2 separate regions of the Homo sapiens genome follow, and region 1 is linked to region 2. A link is an interaction called in ENCODE POLR2A ChIA-PET data of the cell type or tissue named here. Cell type or tissue: Panc1. All regions are shown on one strand. Each heading gives the region's core, and the rest is flanking DNA. Links, peaks and the distances in the headings are about the cores only.

Region 1 (8,053 bases), core at 1,965-4,464, 210 kb before region 2:
GATTTCCCAAAAAAGAAGGAATTCTGTCTCAAGACTGCAACATAGAAACCTCATTCTCTCTCTATATATATAGGTATACTCTCTGTCTATCTGCCTATGTATCTATCTATCTATCTATCACTTATCTATCTGGGTTTATTTTAAGGAGTTGGCTCACATGATTGGGGCAGCTGGCAAACCCAAAATCCACAGGGCAGGCTGGCAGGCTGAAGATTCAGGCTGGAGTTGGTGTTTGAGTTTTGAGTCAGAATTCCACAGGCCAGCAGGCTGGAAACTCAGGTGAGGTTTCTACGTTGCAGTCTCGAGACAGGATTCCTTCTTTTTTGGGAAATCGTAGGCTTTGCTTTTAAGGCTTTCAACAGATTGTTTGAGGCCCATTCACATTATGAAAGTTGTCTGCTTTACTCAAAGTACCGATTATAAACGTTAGTCACATCTTTAAAATACTGTCACCGCAACATCTGAACTGTGTTTGACCATACAGCTGAGCACCATGGCCTAGCAAGGTTGACACACAAAATTCACCATCACAGACAGTCTTGTAATTTCTCCAAGCCTCAGGTTCCTCAGCATGGAATGGCATTGATAATACCTAAGTCATAACACAATTTTTTGGCAGGGGTTGGGGGTGGGGTCAGGGTCTCGCTCTGCTGCCCAGGCTGGATGGAGTACAATGATGTGATCTCGGCTCACTGCAACCTCTGCCTCCCAGGCTCAAGCGATTCTACTGCCTCAGCCTCCTGAGTAGCTGGGTTTACAGGCGCCTGCCACCATGTCTGGCTAATTTTTTATGTATTTTTCTAGAGACAGAGTTTCATCATGTTGGCCAGGCTGGTCTTGAACTCCTGAGCTCAGGCGATCCACCCACCTCGGCCTCCCTAAGTGCTGGGATTACAGACATGTTCCACAACACCAGGCTAATTTTTATATTTTCGGTAGAAATGGGGTTTCACCATGTTGGCCAGGCTGGTCTCGAACTCTTGACCTCAAGTGATCCACCCGCCTGAGCCTCCCAAAGTGCTGGGATTGCAGGCATGAGTCACTGCACCTGGCATAACACAATTATTTTAACACACATTTCTTCAAAATCCTCTCTCATCCAGGAAGTCCTCGGTGCTTGGGATACAACAGTGAGCAAAACAGCTCCCTACACAGAGCTCACATTGGGAGGTGGTGAGGAAGGAAGTTTAATTGCTATATAAACCGCCAGATATTGATAAGTGCCAGGAAGGGAAAAGCAGAGCCCGCTGTTGTGAGGAGTAGAGGAGATGGTGCACGTCAGGGTACAGCCCAGGCCTGAACATGCTCAGGTGTACAGCCAGGTTACCTTCCTTCCTTTCCCCCTAGAATAACCATCATGAAATATAATACATGATTTTTTCTTTGCTTGTTTTTAGATGGAGTGTCGCTCTGTCACCCAGGCTGGAGTGCAGTGGCACGATCTCAGCTCACTGCAAACTCTGCCTCCTGGGTTCAAGTGATTCTCCTGCCTCAGCCTCCTGAGTAGCTGGATCTACAGGTGTGTGCCACCAAACCCGACTAATTTTTGTATTTTTAGTAGAGAAGGGGTTTTCACCATGTTGTCCAGGCTGGTCTTGAATTCCTGACCTCAGGTGATCCACCTGCCTCGGCCTCCCAAAGTGCTGGGATTACAGGCATGAGCCACTGTACCCAGCCAGTACATGATTTTCTTTGCCCTACCAGAAATTACATTTCCCCCCTTGTTGGTATAGGCCATCTTTGAGCAAATCTTCGTTATGTATGTGGGAAACCAGGAAAAAGGTGAAAGAAGAACTTTGGCTGTTTTAGGTGCCTGGCAAAGCTGTTTATTTATGGGTACAGAAGGCTGGAATTTGGGAAGGGTTGAATAATTGTGTATGGAGTCTAGCAGTCTTTGGGAAGGGAAGACGCCAAATCCCTAACCAGTGGTTTCCAACTCTGAGACCCAGCCCTTCTTCCAGCCCACCCTTAAAAGATATTTAGAAACATTCTATTCACTATCTTAAAATGAAATTCATTGATTTTATAACCAATGTATGCTCATGGTCCAAAATAATCAATATAATTCTGTTTGAAAATATGGAGGCTGGGCACAGTGGCTCACACCTGTAATCCTAGCACTTTGGGATGCTGAGGTGGGCGGATCACTTGAAGTCAGGGGTTCGAGACCAGCCTGGCCAACATGGTGAAACCCCATCTCTACTAATTTTTGTAAAACTACAAAAATTAGCCCAATGTGGTGGCACGCACCTGTAATCCCAGCTACTCAGGAGGCTGAGGCAGGAGAATTGCTTGAACCTGGGAGGTGGAGGTTGCAGTGGGCCAAGATCATGCCACTTCACTCCAGCCTGGGTGACAAGGCAAGACTCTGTCTCAAAACAAAAACAAAGACAAACAAACAAACAACAAAAAAAGAGAGTATGGAAGATAAAAACAACTTGTAATACAATGCTTTGTATTTCACTACGTAAGTGCTAGGTCACGACTACACTAAATGGCAAAAAATGACCCCAAGGTCCCCAACATGCCCCTGTGCCAGTGAGGAGCTCAGTGGGAGGGACCGCAGCACGGAAACTGTAAAGGGATTATTCACAGAGGTGAACATGGGGGCGGGGAAGCCATCGAGGGGTGGTGCAGCCCTTGCGTTAGGAATGGGGAGTGAGAGTAGCTGGTCCCTCCCTGGGCCCTGGTGGGTCCTTGGGAGAAAGCTGTAGTCGTGGGTGGTAGCCACCCAATGGGAGCTGAGTACCACTTTGGCAGAAGAATGGCCCAGGACATGAAACTGTGTTGTCACTCTCCTCCCACCTGCTGAGCTCCTGCAAGCTCCTCTATTGGCCTAACTCTTTTCAATGTTGAGTCACTCTGACCTATAGGTTCTCTGCAGCCCCTAAGCAATCCTAGATACCTTGTTACTTGCTCACACTGACTCCAGGTTGCGGCAGGGAATTTGCCTTTTATAATCAGAAAAAGGGCGTGATTACCTGACCTATCTGTATTGGTTCTCTGGTCTCAGTCAGAAAAGCTCTTCTCTCTGGTTTATTTTTGGTTTTGTTTTTTAAAACAAACTGAATTCCATCCTGTTTCTGCCTGTTTGAAGGGAGGCTTGTCTCATAGTTGAAGGCGGGAGAAGGCTGATGCACCACCTCATATTCTGGCGTTTTCCACTGCTCTCTGGATGAAGTTCAGCAGGGATGTGGTTCAATCCCTGTTGGCGAAAGGCGAGGGTTTCCCAGCAGCTTTACTCCTCTCTGTGAGGGCGGTTAACGTAGGGAGAGCCCAGCCTTCTCCTGTCTTGATCCAGTCTCTTCTGTATTGTAAGGTCTGTCAGGTGCCACAGCCCACCCCAGGCCTCATATCCTGTGTGAGTGAAACCTCAAATCAGCTTAAACCTAAGAGGGAATTCACTTGCTCACACAAGCTGGTAAGTGTGGGGTGGACACAGTTCAGGCTGATAGACCCAGCAGTGTGGGGTATCCAGGATGCTCCCTCCCTTCTCCGCTGGTCTCTTTTTGGTTTCATTTCCTAACTGCAGACGGTGGTGGGAATGTGGCTGTGGCAGATCTAGCATCATCTCTTTCTGAATGAGACAGGAGGGGCCACGGCCTTTCTCTCCAGTGCCACATTGTAAGGTCCCAATGACTTGGGTTCCTTGCTGCCCTGCCTTAGACCAGCCACTGTGGCCAGGGCCATGGGGTATTTGGCCTAGTTTACCAAAATACCTATTTGGCCAGAGGTTTAGAACATGTGACTGGCACTTCTCCAAAAGTGTGCCATCAGCACAGTGAAGGCGAAGCTGTTCCCACTAGAGACAGAACTTATATTCATCCCATCAATGCATTTTTCAACCTACTGACCTTCCTTGAAGTCAGCATGTGTTTATCATGCACACAGGCTAGTGATCAGATAAAGAGCTTGTCTTTATTGAGCAGTGTGGAACCCAACATTGTGCTCAGCACCCAATCCATGCTGCCTTTTGCTGCAGGAAGGTGAAGGAAGCATTGGGGGTGCTTCTGCCCTCAAGACACCTGCAGTCAAGACAGGGTAGAGGAAGAAGTGAGGACCTCTCCATGCCTCCCTCTCCTCTCTGCTCCCTGCCCTCATCGTTTGCTGTCCTTGGGCTCACTCGCTTCTAGGCAATCCTTAGTCCTGCCTCATGGGTCCCATCCATGACACGTGCTGTACACATGATCCAGCAGTCCCATGTCTCTGATGTCTCTGCTGGAGGCTAGTCTCGTTGCCCCTTCCTTCCTGTCTCTGTCTCTGTCTTGGTTGTGCAGCCTTTGCACAAAGCCTTCTTCTGATTGAAGCTCCTGTAATTCTCACTGCTCTTCCACCAGGCCCCTGGCACTGTTGGGCTGTCTGATGATTGCATGTCAAGTGGCTGGGATGATATAAATTCATTTAACTCACTTCATTACTAAGTGGGGTGATTAAAAAGCTGGTGGAGCTCGACATCCATTTGTGGAATTAAATTGCTAAGGTGAGTGGGAATCTGCAAAACACTCCACAGCAAAATCCCCTTGCAAAGTAGAAATCTAGTAAAGCTTCTAATTCAGAATATGATTCTAATTCAGAATAGATCATATCTCAAGGTTAAAATTATTAACCACATTCATTTGTAGACCATCTACTTTACCTATGAATAACAAATGCTTTCAAGGAGTTTTCAAGTGTTACTGACGCAAAAACTCTGTAACTGTGATATAAGCAAAGGTAAGCACTGTATAGCTGGGGCTTTGCTAGCTTTAAAAATCACTCTTATCTGGAAGGCTGGTCTCCCCACCTGAGGCTTAAATATCTCAGAGCCAAGGCCCCAGCCCAGCAGTTCTGAGCATGCTGTTAAGAACACTTGATTGGAGTGTCGTATTAGTTTGTTAGAGCTGCTGTAACAACATATCCCAGATCTGGGGACTTCAACAACAGACATTTACCTTTTTAAGTCTTGGAGGCTGGAGGTCTGAGATCAAGGTGTGCACATGGTTGTTTTTTCCTGAGGCCTCTCTCCTCGGCTTGTAGACAGCCTTCTTCTCCCTGTGTCCTCACATGGCCTTTCCTCTGTGTGTGTCTGTGTCCTAATTGCCTCTTATAAGGACACCAGTCATGTTAGATTAGGCCCCAGCCATACGACTTATTTTATTATTTTTTGTTGTTGTTGTTGGTTTCTTTTTCTTTCTTTTTTTTTTCTTGAGACAGAGCCTCGCTCTGTCACCCAGGCTAGAGTGCAGTGGCATGATCTCAGCTCACTGCAAGCTCTGCCTCCCAGGTTCACGCCATTCTCCTGCCTCAGCCTCCCAAGTAGCTGGGACTACAGGCAACCGCCACTATGTCCGGCTAATTTTTTGTATTTTTAGTAGAGATAGGGTTTCACCGTGTTAGCCAGGATGGTCTCGATCTCCTGACCTCATGATCCGCCTGTGTCGGCCTCCCAAAGTGCTGGTATTACAGGCACGAGCCACCGCACCTGGCCAACACCCAGCTACTTTTTTTTTTTTTTTTTTTGGTAGAGACAGGGTTTCGCCATGTTGGCCGGGCTTGTCTTGAACTCCTAACCTTAGATGATCTACCTGTTTCGGCTTCTCAAAATACTAGGATTACAGGTGTGAGCCACTGCGCCTGTCCCATGACTCATTTTAATTTAATGGGATCTTTAAAGACCCCCCCTCTTTTTTTTTTTTTTGACGGAGTCTCGCACTGTCTCCCGGGCTGGAGTGCAGTGGCGTGATCTCAGCTCACTGCAACCTTCTGCCTCCCTGGTTCAAGCAATCCTCCTGCCTCAGCCTCCCGAGTAGCTGGGACTACAGGCGCCCGCCACCACTCCAGGCTAATTTTTTTTTTATTTTTAGTAGAGACGAGGTTTCACCATGTTAGCCAGGATGGTCTCGATCTCTTGACCTCGTGATCCACCCACCTCAGCCTCCCAAAGTGCCGGGATTACAGGCATGAGCCACCGCACCCGGCCTAAAGACCCCCATCTTCGAATACAGCCACATTCTGAGGTCCTGGCTGTTAGGGCTTCAACATAGGAATTTGTGGGAGCGGTACAATTCAGCCCCCAAGTGTCCGCTAGCAGAGACTCTGCACGCCATGGTTCCCAAGGTGAGACATGCTTTAGTCTCCCAGGAGGGATGTAACGCTCCGTTTCCAGAGCCCATGCCAGACCCACTACAGAGGACACTTGGGGGTTTGCATCATTATTAAGTTTCTGAGGGAATTCTTGGTGCCACTAGGTCACCACCGCCAATGCTTAGGAAACAGTGTCCTAAACACTGCTTGGCTGACCTGGACCCAGTTACCAAAAAGGCTGAGGGCAGTGGGGAATGCATGGAAAAATAAATCTGTAGGAAAAAAATCCCTAAGAGTGAAAAGAATGGGAAGGGACGTTAACAGTTGATGGGGAAATTTCAATTTATTTTTGGAAGCTGGAAAATAGATCATAGGCATTGTTGGAGGAAAAAAGGCGGACAGCTACAGCTCCCAATGCATGTGCAAGGCCTGCAGAGGAGGGGAGGGCTTCCTGGTGTGCCTGATGATCCCCCAGGCTGCGGGGGTGGGGGTGAAAGCAGCGAGGCGTGAAATCTGGGGAGGAGCTGTGGCAGCTGCATCTGCCCCCGCCCGCAGCTCCCCGCACCCAGCCCTGCCCATGGAGCCAGGAGGTTTTGGGGGAAGGGGACTTTGGGAGAAAGGGGAACCTAGAGGGCCCTCTGCTAAGGAAATTGGGAATTGAAAGTCTGGTTAGTGTATTTGAGTCTAATATTTAGTTGCCTGAAGCTAATAGTATTTCAGAGTTATAAATCAAGAAAGGGTGAAACGAGCAGATTATTTGGAGATACGGAGGTAAATCAATATGAGAATAAAGCAAACGGCAGGTGAAGTGCGCCTCTCCCTCTCCCTTTGGCGGGAGCTGGGCTTCAGCAACAGAGCGCCTGAAACTCAGGCCCTTAGAATCAAGTTCATTTCCCTCCACGCAGAGTCCGGGTGCCGCGTCAGGATGGGTAGGCCTCGGCTCTAAAGCCACAGTCGGAGGCCCGGCGTGGCACAGGTGTTGCTGTTACCGGCACGCTCCCAGTTGCCTTCCCCAGCTCCAGGAAGGGGCACAGGGCAGCAGTGAGGACCACCGCCTTGGCCAGACCCAGGCCCGGAGATGCAGCCTCTTTTGCTAGGGGAAGCGAGAATAGACTTCTGGCGAGCACTGGAGGTTCTGCCGCAGTGCAGAGTTGGTAAAAAGGCAAACCTAAACCTAAAGGTGGCTCACGCTTGTAGTCTCAGCACTTTAGGAGGCCAAGGCGGGCGGATCGCAAGGTCAAAAGATTGAGACCATCCTGGCCAACATGGTGAAACCCTGTCTCTACTAAAAACACAAAAATTAGCTGGGCATGGTGGCGCGTGCCTGTAGTCCCAGCTATTCGGGAGGCTGAGGCAGGAGAATTGCTTGAACCCGGTGTAGCAGGACAAGCCATAGACAAAACCCCTCAGACACCAAGTTAAAAAAGGAAGGGCTTTATTCGGCCGGGAGCTTCGGCAAGACTCACGTCTCCCAACAACTGAGTTCCCCGAGTGAGCAATTCCTGTCCCTCTTAAGGGCTTACAACTCTAAGGGGGTCCGCGTGAGAGGGTTGTGATGGATTGAGCAAGCAGCGGGTACGTGACTGGGGGCTGCATGCACCGGTAATTAGAATGGAACAGAACAGGACAGGGATTTTCACAGTGCTCTTCCATATAATGTCTGGAATCTATAGATAACATAACCAATTAGGTCAGGGGTCGATCTTTAACTATCAGGCCCAGGGTGTGGCGCTGGGCTGTCTGCCTGTGGATTTCATTTCTGCCTTTTAGTTTTTACTTCTTCTTTCTTTGGAGGCAGAAATTGGGCATAAGACAGTATGAGGGGTGTTCTCCTCCCTTACCAGGACCCGGGAGGCAGAGGTTGCAGTGAGCCGAGATTGTGCCACTGCACTGCAGCCTGGCCACAGAGCAAGACTCCGTCTCAAAAAAAGAAAAAAAAGCAAACACAGTTTGTAATCAGGAAAGTCTGGTCATAAAACTGGGATGGACA
Region 2 (8,053 bases), core at 2,341-4,840:
GGGCTCAAGCAATCCTTTCATCTCAGCCTTCTGAGCAGCCTCGACTGCAGGCATGTGCTACCATACTTGGATAATTTTTGTTGTTGTTGTTGTTTTCTAGAGACAAAGTCTCACTATGCTCCCCAGGCTGATTTTGAACTCCTGGGCTCAAGCAATCCTCCTGCCTCAGCCTCCCAAAGTGCTGGGCCTATCTCCATTTCTTTGAGAGAGAAGGCCAGAGCACAGACTGAGCTCCTCTCTCAGAGCAGCCCTGGGATTCTGGCCCGTCTCAGCCACCATGAACTACCACACTGAACCCGAGAAGGGCTGCTTCCTCCTCTTACAGACTAGCAGGTGTGGGAGGAGAAGGGCAGGGAGGGTGTTCGTGTTCACTTGTCCTGTGCTATCCAGGACAGCAGCCCTGGTCCACACACAATGATTGTGCACCTGAACATGGCGAGGCCGAATTGAGTTGTGCTGTGAGTAGACGACAGGACACACACCAGATTTTGGAGATTTACCATGGAAAACAGAATGTGACCTATCTCAGTGATTTTTATATGCATTACATGTGAAAATAACATTTTTGACATATTGGGTAAAATGAAATGTATTATTAAAATCAATTTCACCTGGTTCTTTTTAGTTGAATGTTATTAGTGTAAACGTAATGTTACATATGTGGCTGACATTATATTTCTCCTGAGCAGCACGGCTCCAGGAGGGTGGACACTGAAACTGCTCTCAGCCCGCATGGTTGTGCGGTAGAGCTGTGCTGCCAACTCAGGCCTGGGGACTGGTGTCATCCCTATGTTTCCATGGAAACAGGTATTCCTAAGAGAAACACCAACCCTCCTCCACCTAGGGACAGATGTCTATTTTCTTTTTTCTTTTTTAGTAGAGATGGTGGCAGGGAGGGTGGGGGTCTCGCTATGTTGCCCAGGCTGGTCTCGAACTCCTGACTGCAAGGCAAACCTCCCGCCTTGGCTTCCCAAAGTGCTAAGATTACAGGATTGAGTCAATGAGCCCAGCTGGGAACAGATGTTCATGTCCTCCTCTCATCTTTTCCCCAAATTGCCCTTGGAAACTCTTGACAAGTCTTGGCCTAAGTTCTCTACCTCTTCCCCACCTATCTAGAAAAGGCTACCAGAGCCCAGAACACCTGGAGAGATGATAGCTTTCAAGGTGCAGAGATAAAGAGTTCCCAGAAAGGAGACACATTTTGGGGATTGTGAATTGTCTCCTTAGTGGAGAGAAGGACAAGCTTCCTGCAGCTTTCACTCTCTCCTTTGTCCTGGAACCTGTCCCTGCCTAAGGAACTCTTTGGCAAAAGACTTTGCTTTCTGGGTCTCACTTCCTGCTTGATGAAATAAGCTGCTCAGCATAGATTATCCTTAAATGCCATTGAGATGCAAACAAATGTCACTGGTGCCCTTTGAGCACCGCCCGAATATTTTAACACCTCCAGACAGGAGGACTGCACTTGTCTCCTGTTTGTTGTGACTTTTCTCCAGCTTCTTTTCTGTAGGTTGTTAGCAGTCAGAAAACTGTTACAATTACCATGGAGCTGGGTTTGCAGGGGTGAAGGCTAGGAGATGGAAAATCACTTCCCTAAAGGGGACCTTACCCACAAGTGGCAAAGCCAACATTTTAACCTGAACTGCAGGTTCCAGGTGAGGGCCGGCACCCCTGCATCACCTGAAAAAGGAGGTCACTGGATCACGAGTTCTAAGAAATCATTCAACTCTGACATGTGGGGGCCTATTTATTTTTATCTCACTAGAAAACAAAGTCAGAGACTGGGTCTGAAGGTAAGGATGCAGACATCTGAGACAAAATCTCTCTCCTTCCTGTCTTAACTTTGTTTTATTTAGTGTGTGAGGTTTGTTTTTGTTTTTGTTTGTTTTTGAGATGGGGTCTCACTCTGTGGCCAAGGCTGGAGTACAGTGGCATGATCTCAGCTCACTGCAACATCTGCCTCCGAAGCTCAAGCAATCTTCCCACCTCAGCCGCCTGAGTAGCTGGGACTATAGGCCTGCGCCACCACACCCAGCTAATTTTTGTATTTTTAGTACAGACAGGGTTTCACCATGTTGCCCAGGCTGGTCTCGAACTCCTAGATTTAAGAGATCCACTTGCCTCAGCCTCCCAAAGTGCTGGGATTACAGGCATGAGCTACCACACCCTGCCCTGTTTTATTATGTATTATTGTTTATTTTTTTGTAGAGAAGGCGGGTTGCACTATGTTGCCCAGCCTCCTCTCGAGCTCCTGGCCTCAAGAGATCCTCCTGCCTTGGCCTTGTTTTATTAGTTTCACTAGGAAAATTACAGAGGAAGATAAAGCATACAAATAAGGTTAAAACCAACAATAATCCCACAATTTTTTAAAAAGATATAAAATTAAAGTGAAGCATCTGCCCTCGGCTCACCACAGCCCTCAGTACCTGCCCTTCCAAGAGAAAACCCCTCCCCTCCAATAGGTAACTATTCATATTGTCCTCCCAGAATTTTCTTTTTTTCTTTTTCTTTTTCTTTTTTTTGAGATGGCGTTTTGCTCTTGTTGCCCAGGTTGGAGTGCAATGGCATGGTCTCAGCTCACTGCAACCTCCACCTCCCGGGTTCAAGTGATTCTCCTGCCTCAGTCTCCCAAGTAGCTGGGATTACAGGCACCCACCACCATGCCCCTCTAATTTTTGTATGTTTAGTAGAGACATGTTGTCCGGGCTGGTCTCAAACTCCTGACCTCAGGTTATCTGCCTGCCTCGACCTCCCAAAGTGCTGGGATTACAGATGTGAGCCACTGCACCTGGCCCAGAATTTTCTTATATTAATACACACAGTATATTATTTATTTTACAAAAAGGTAAGCATGCTAAATCTATTAGACTGCAAAATATGTTTTCTCATCTCTTGGATATCCTTTCCTGCCAGCACATTGGCAGTATTTAGTGGGTGCACAGAATTCAGTTTCCTGGATTTTCTCTATTTTAACTCTTCCTCCCTCTGCTGGTAGACATTTAAGTTTTTCTCCAGTATTTTGGAGCTGCAGTGAACAGGGCAGCTCTCTACAGGGGCAGATTCCCAAAGAGAGACCTAGTGCCCTGGGAAGAGAAGGGGGTTTCATCTACCAAGAAGCCAGGCAATTAGGAATGAGTTTGCCATCAAATCTGTCAGAAAGAAAGGACTGGGCAACAAGAGCAAAACTCCGTCTCAAAAAAAAAAAAAAAGAATTTAAGTTGCTAGAGAATGTGGAAAGTTTCAAAGGCAGAACTTGTAGCCCTGACATAGTAAAACCTTAAAGCAGCTTTTAGAAAGTCTTGGGCAAAGGCCTTGAAGCCCAACTGGCTCTACACTGATTCTCGCTCCCAGCCTTGGGCAAGCAGATCCACCTGCCAACTCTCAGTACTGCCTTTTCATAAAACCTCAGATAAGCACAGTGCTCTCAAACAGCATAAAAAGCACTAGCCACAAAGGGAAACAATGACTCCATTAAAAACATTTGACTCTATTAAGGCCAAGAACTTCTGTTCATTAAAAATCTGGATTTAAGAGTGAAAAGGTGGGGCCAGGCTCGGTGGCTCATGCCTGTAATCCCGGCATTTTGGGAGGCCGAGGCAGGTGGATCACAAGGTCAGGAGTTCAAGACCAGCCTGGCCAAGATGGTGAAACCTCGTATCTACTAAAAATACAAACAATTAGCCAGGCGTGGTGGTGGGCGCCTGTAGTCCCAGCTACTCGGGAGGCTGAGGCAGGAAAATGGCATGAACCCAGGAGGCAGAGCTTGTAGTGAGCTGAGATTGCGCCACTGCACTCCAGCCTGGGCGACAGAGTGACACTCCATCTCAAAAAAAAAAAAAAAAGAGTGGAAAGGTCAGTCATAATGGGAAAAGACTTTTATCATCCATAAATCCAACCAAGAACTCTGCATAATTGTGGCCCTATATTAATTTTAGGAATTGGTATCACTATCACATAAAAGAAAATAATATTTTTGGTGGTAAGGGATGGAGCCTTGCTCTGTTGCCCAGGCTGGAGAGCAATGGCATGATCTTAGCTCACTGCAACCTCCACCTCCTGGGTTCAAGCAATTCTCCCACCTCAGCCTCCCAAGTAGCTGGGATTACAGTTGTGTGCCACCATGCCTGGCTAATTTTTGTATCTTTAGTAGAGATGAAGTTTCACCATGTTGCCCAGGCTAGTCTTGAACTCCTGACCTCAAGTGATCCTCCTGCCTTGGCTTCCCAAAGTGCTGGGATTACAGGTGTGAGCCACTGCGCCTGAACTGATTGTGTCCTCTAATGCACAAAGTTTTAAACTTGTTTGTTTGTTTGTTTTCTAACCACTAGACCACCAGGGAAAAAGTTTTCCATTTTTATTGACTTCAATTTATCTATTTTTTCTTATGTTGCCCATGCTTTTGGTATCACATTCAAGAAATCATTGTCAAATCTGATATAAGGAAGACTTCTTTTAAGATTCTTATAGTTTTTTTTTTTTTTTTCGAGACGGAGTCTCACTCTGTTACCCAGGCTGGAGTGCAGTGGCACAATCCTGGCTCACTGCAAGCTCCGCCTCCTGTGTTCATACCATTCTCCTGCCTCAGCCTCCCGAGTAGCTGGGACTACAGGTGCCTGCCACCACACCCAGCTAATTTTTTTGTATTTTTATTAGAGATGAGGTTTCACCGTGTTAGCCAGGGTGGTCTTGATCTCCTGACCTCGTGATCTGCCCGCCTCGGCCTCCCAAAATGCTGGGACCACAGGCGTGAGCCACTGTGCCCAGCCTAAGATTCTTACAGTTTTAGCTTTTATAGTTAGGTCTTTGATCCATTTTGAGTTAATTTTTGCATATGGCACTGGGTAAGGGTCCAGCTTCATTCTGTTGCATGTGGAGACTCAATCTCCCTACAACATTTATTATTTTTATTTTTTCAGAGATGAGGCCTCACTATATTGTCCAGGCTGATCTTGACCTCCTGGGCTCAAGCAATCCTCCTGCCTCAGCCTCCCAAAGTGCTGGGATTACAGGTATGAGTCACCATATCCAGCCTTTCAACACTATTTTTTGAAAAAACTATTCTTTCCCTGTAAATGGTCTTGGTATCATTGTTAAAAAAAATCATTTGAAAGCCTGGCGGGGTGGCTCACGTCTGTAATCCCAGCACTTTGGGAGGCCAAGGCGGGTGGATTGCCTGAGGTCAGGAGTTTGAGACCAGCCTGGTTAACATGGTGACACCCTGTCTTTACTAAAAATACAGCAATTAGCTGGGTGTGGTGGTGTGTGCTTGTAGTTTCGGCTACTCGGGAGGCTGAGGCAGGAGAATCACTTAAACCTGGGAGATGGAAGTTGCAGTGGGCCAAGATCATACCACTGCACTCCTGCTTGGGTGACAGAGCAAGACTCCATCTCCAAAAAAAAATAAAAATCATTTGACCATATATATAAAGGTTTATTTCTGGGCTTTCTGTTCTATTCCATTAGTCTATGGGGCTGTTTCTATGCCAGTACCACACTGTTTTGATTACCGTAGCTTTGCAGTAAGTTTTCAAATCCAGATGTATGAGACCTCCAACCTTATTGTTTTTGAGATTGTTTTGGTTACTTAAAGTTCAAGAAAATAACATTTTGACAGACACAATGTGATGCACTGACAGCAAATTATACCATTATTTGTAAAATGCTTGGTCAGGCACTTATACAGAGAACTACAGTAGTTTCCCCCCTCCTTATCCATGGGGGACACATTCCAAGACCCCCAAGACCCCCCAGTGGATGTCTGAAACCTCAGATAGTAACAAACCCTATATATATTATACTCTGGGTTTTTTTCTATGCATACATAACTATGATAAAGTTTATTTATTTATGTATTTTTTTTGAGACAGAGTCTTGCTCTGTCACCCAGGCTGGAGTGCAGTAGTGCGATCTTGGCTACTGCAACCTCTGCCTTCCAGGTTCAAGCAATTCTCCTGCCTCAGCCTCCTGAGTAGCTGGGATTACAGGTGCGTGCCACCACACTTGGCTAATTTTCGTATTTTTAGTAGAGACAGGGTTTTACCATGTTGGCCAGGCTGGTCTTGAACTCCTGAGCTCAGGTGATCTGGCCACCTTGGCCTCCCAAAGTGCTGGGATTACAGGCATGAGCCACCACGCTCGGCCTTATGATAAAGTTCAATTTATAAATTAGGCACTGTAAGAGATTAATAACAACAATAATAAAATAGAACAATTATAACAATATACTGCAATAAAAGTTATGTAAATGTGGTCTCTCTCTCTGTCTCTCAAAATATCTTATCCTGTACTTACTTTTCTTCCTGATCTGATAACTGAGACAGCTAATAAGTGACTAATGGGAAGGTAGCATAGACAGGGTGGATATGCTGGACAAAGGGGCGATTCATGTACTGGGTGGGACAGAGCTGGACAGGGCAAGATTTCATCCCACCACTCAGAACAGAATGCAATTTAAAACTTACTGTTTATTTCTGGAATTTTCCATTTAATATTTTTGGACCAAGGTTGACCTCCTGTAACTGAAATTGTGGAAAGCGAAACTCCAGATTAGGGGTGATGACTTTAGGTGTATTTCTTGTCTCATGTCACAGAGGAGCAAGATAAAAATAAATTATAGAGCCGGCTTCAGGCAGCTGCTGCCTAAAGTCAGGGCCTAGAGGGAAAATGTAAAAACTGACTCAGTTTGTTACCTGAGGCATTTTATTTTTCTGCCAAAGGCAGAATGAGCCACTGTGAGCTCTGCAGATTCTCCAGGCAAAAGGATTTAAATGGCTTCTGGGTACCTCTCCAGGGACAGTCACCACATTTGGGGGTCTTGAAACATTTCAGGGAGCATCTGCTATTTCAGTTCTTTAACAGGATCAGTCTGAGAAGCCGCTATGCCGTCTGAGGCACCCCTGGCATTCTTGCTATGTGGCCTACTTTTTCCTTTCTAGGTTCTTCCATCCCTTGAGAAGTCCCGCCAGACGCCTCTTCACCTTCCCAGCAGGAGGGGCTGGGCTGCGGGAAGAGTTGGGGGTCGGAACCACGCCGCCAAAGGGCGGGAATGAGCGTCTGTGACCTCTGAGCGCTCGAAGCACACCCACATAAGGTGTGAGCCAGCTCAGAGGAGGAAAGAAACCAAGAAAATCTTTAGCAGAAGAGAATCTGGAGAGGAGGGAGGTTAGCGTGGCTTACCGCAGGAGTCTGCTATGAGGAGAGGTGGGGACTTCCCAGACAGTTCTGCAAGTCATGTGAAATTTCCTTTTACATCCTGTGGCTTAAAATGGAGCGGCAATAGCCTCTCAGAGCAGAAAGGAACACCTACCCACACCCCACCCCACCACACCACACCGAGGGCAGGGCATGGGGGTGAGCCGGCCAGCTAAGGAATGGCCGGGACATCAGCGTTCAGATGCTCGTGCGGGCCCTGTCGTTTCCATCCTGAAGCTGGCCCGGGAGGAGCGCCGCAGAGCGAGCCTGGAGCCTGGGGAGTCCCCCGACGTGCGAGAGCCGGAGCTGCCTGGACCGGCCTCCCTACTCGCTGGCTGGACTGCGGCCTCAGGGGCTGCCTCGAGTTCTGGGGCCTGCAGGTACTGGACACGACATCTGAGCTTCCCGCCTTCCCCTGCTCTGCATCCTCAGGCGCTGGAAGGTCCTCGGACAGGATGTGCTCGGATGGGCAGTCCCCGAGTTGTCCTGTGGCGGAGCGGTCCAGGGACTGGGCCACCCTGGGGCTGGGTGGTCCTCGGATGAGACTGTCCCCCGCGTTGGGGGGTTTGGGGTTCCTTGAGAGAAGCTTCAGGTCATGCGGCTGATGGGCCCCCTGAGCCTGAGAGTAGGGATGACCCTGGAAGCGGCGCTAGTGCTGATCCGCAGGTCCCCGCGCTCCCGCCAGAGCCGCGACCCGGCTTGTGCCACCCAGCTTCGGGGCCTGCAGGGAGCGCTGCTTCTTCTGAGCCTGAGTCTGGGACCCTCTTTGCAGTGTGGCTGTGGGGGCGCTGGTCCCATCACGGCCTTTTTCATAAAGTAAGGAGACTGTTTTAGGCCTAAATAGTAGGATTATACTGATTTGCCA

What was found. ChIA-PET counts read pairs that join two places held together with the same protein. Peaks named below come from ENCODE experiments on the same cell type or tissue, not always from the same donor. Only the 100,000 strongest peaks of a DNase experiment are listed, where the experiment ranks them.
Region 1: POLR2A ChIA-PET joins it to region 2 with 8 read pairs; 2 of 35 experiments call an interaction of 5 or more read pairs at or near these places.

Annotation. Positions count from the first base shown.
Region 1 is chr9:88,219,852-88,227,904 of GRCh38, reverse strand. No RefSeq gene overlaps it. Among named protein-coding and RNA genes, the nearest start is that of SPATA31C2, 85 kb to the right of the region's middle. In Panc1, for the core only: no CTCF peak of the experiment used is centred there; no DNase peak of the experiment used is centred there; H3K27ac peaks cover 512 bases.
Region 2 is chr9:88,006,506-88,014,558 of GRCh38, reverse strand. No RefSeq gene overlaps it. Among named protein-coding and RNA genes, the nearest start is that of CDK20, 36 kb to the right of the region's middle. In Panc1, for the core only: a CTCF peak has its summit at 2,949 (motif pointing left); no DNase peak of the experiment used is centred there.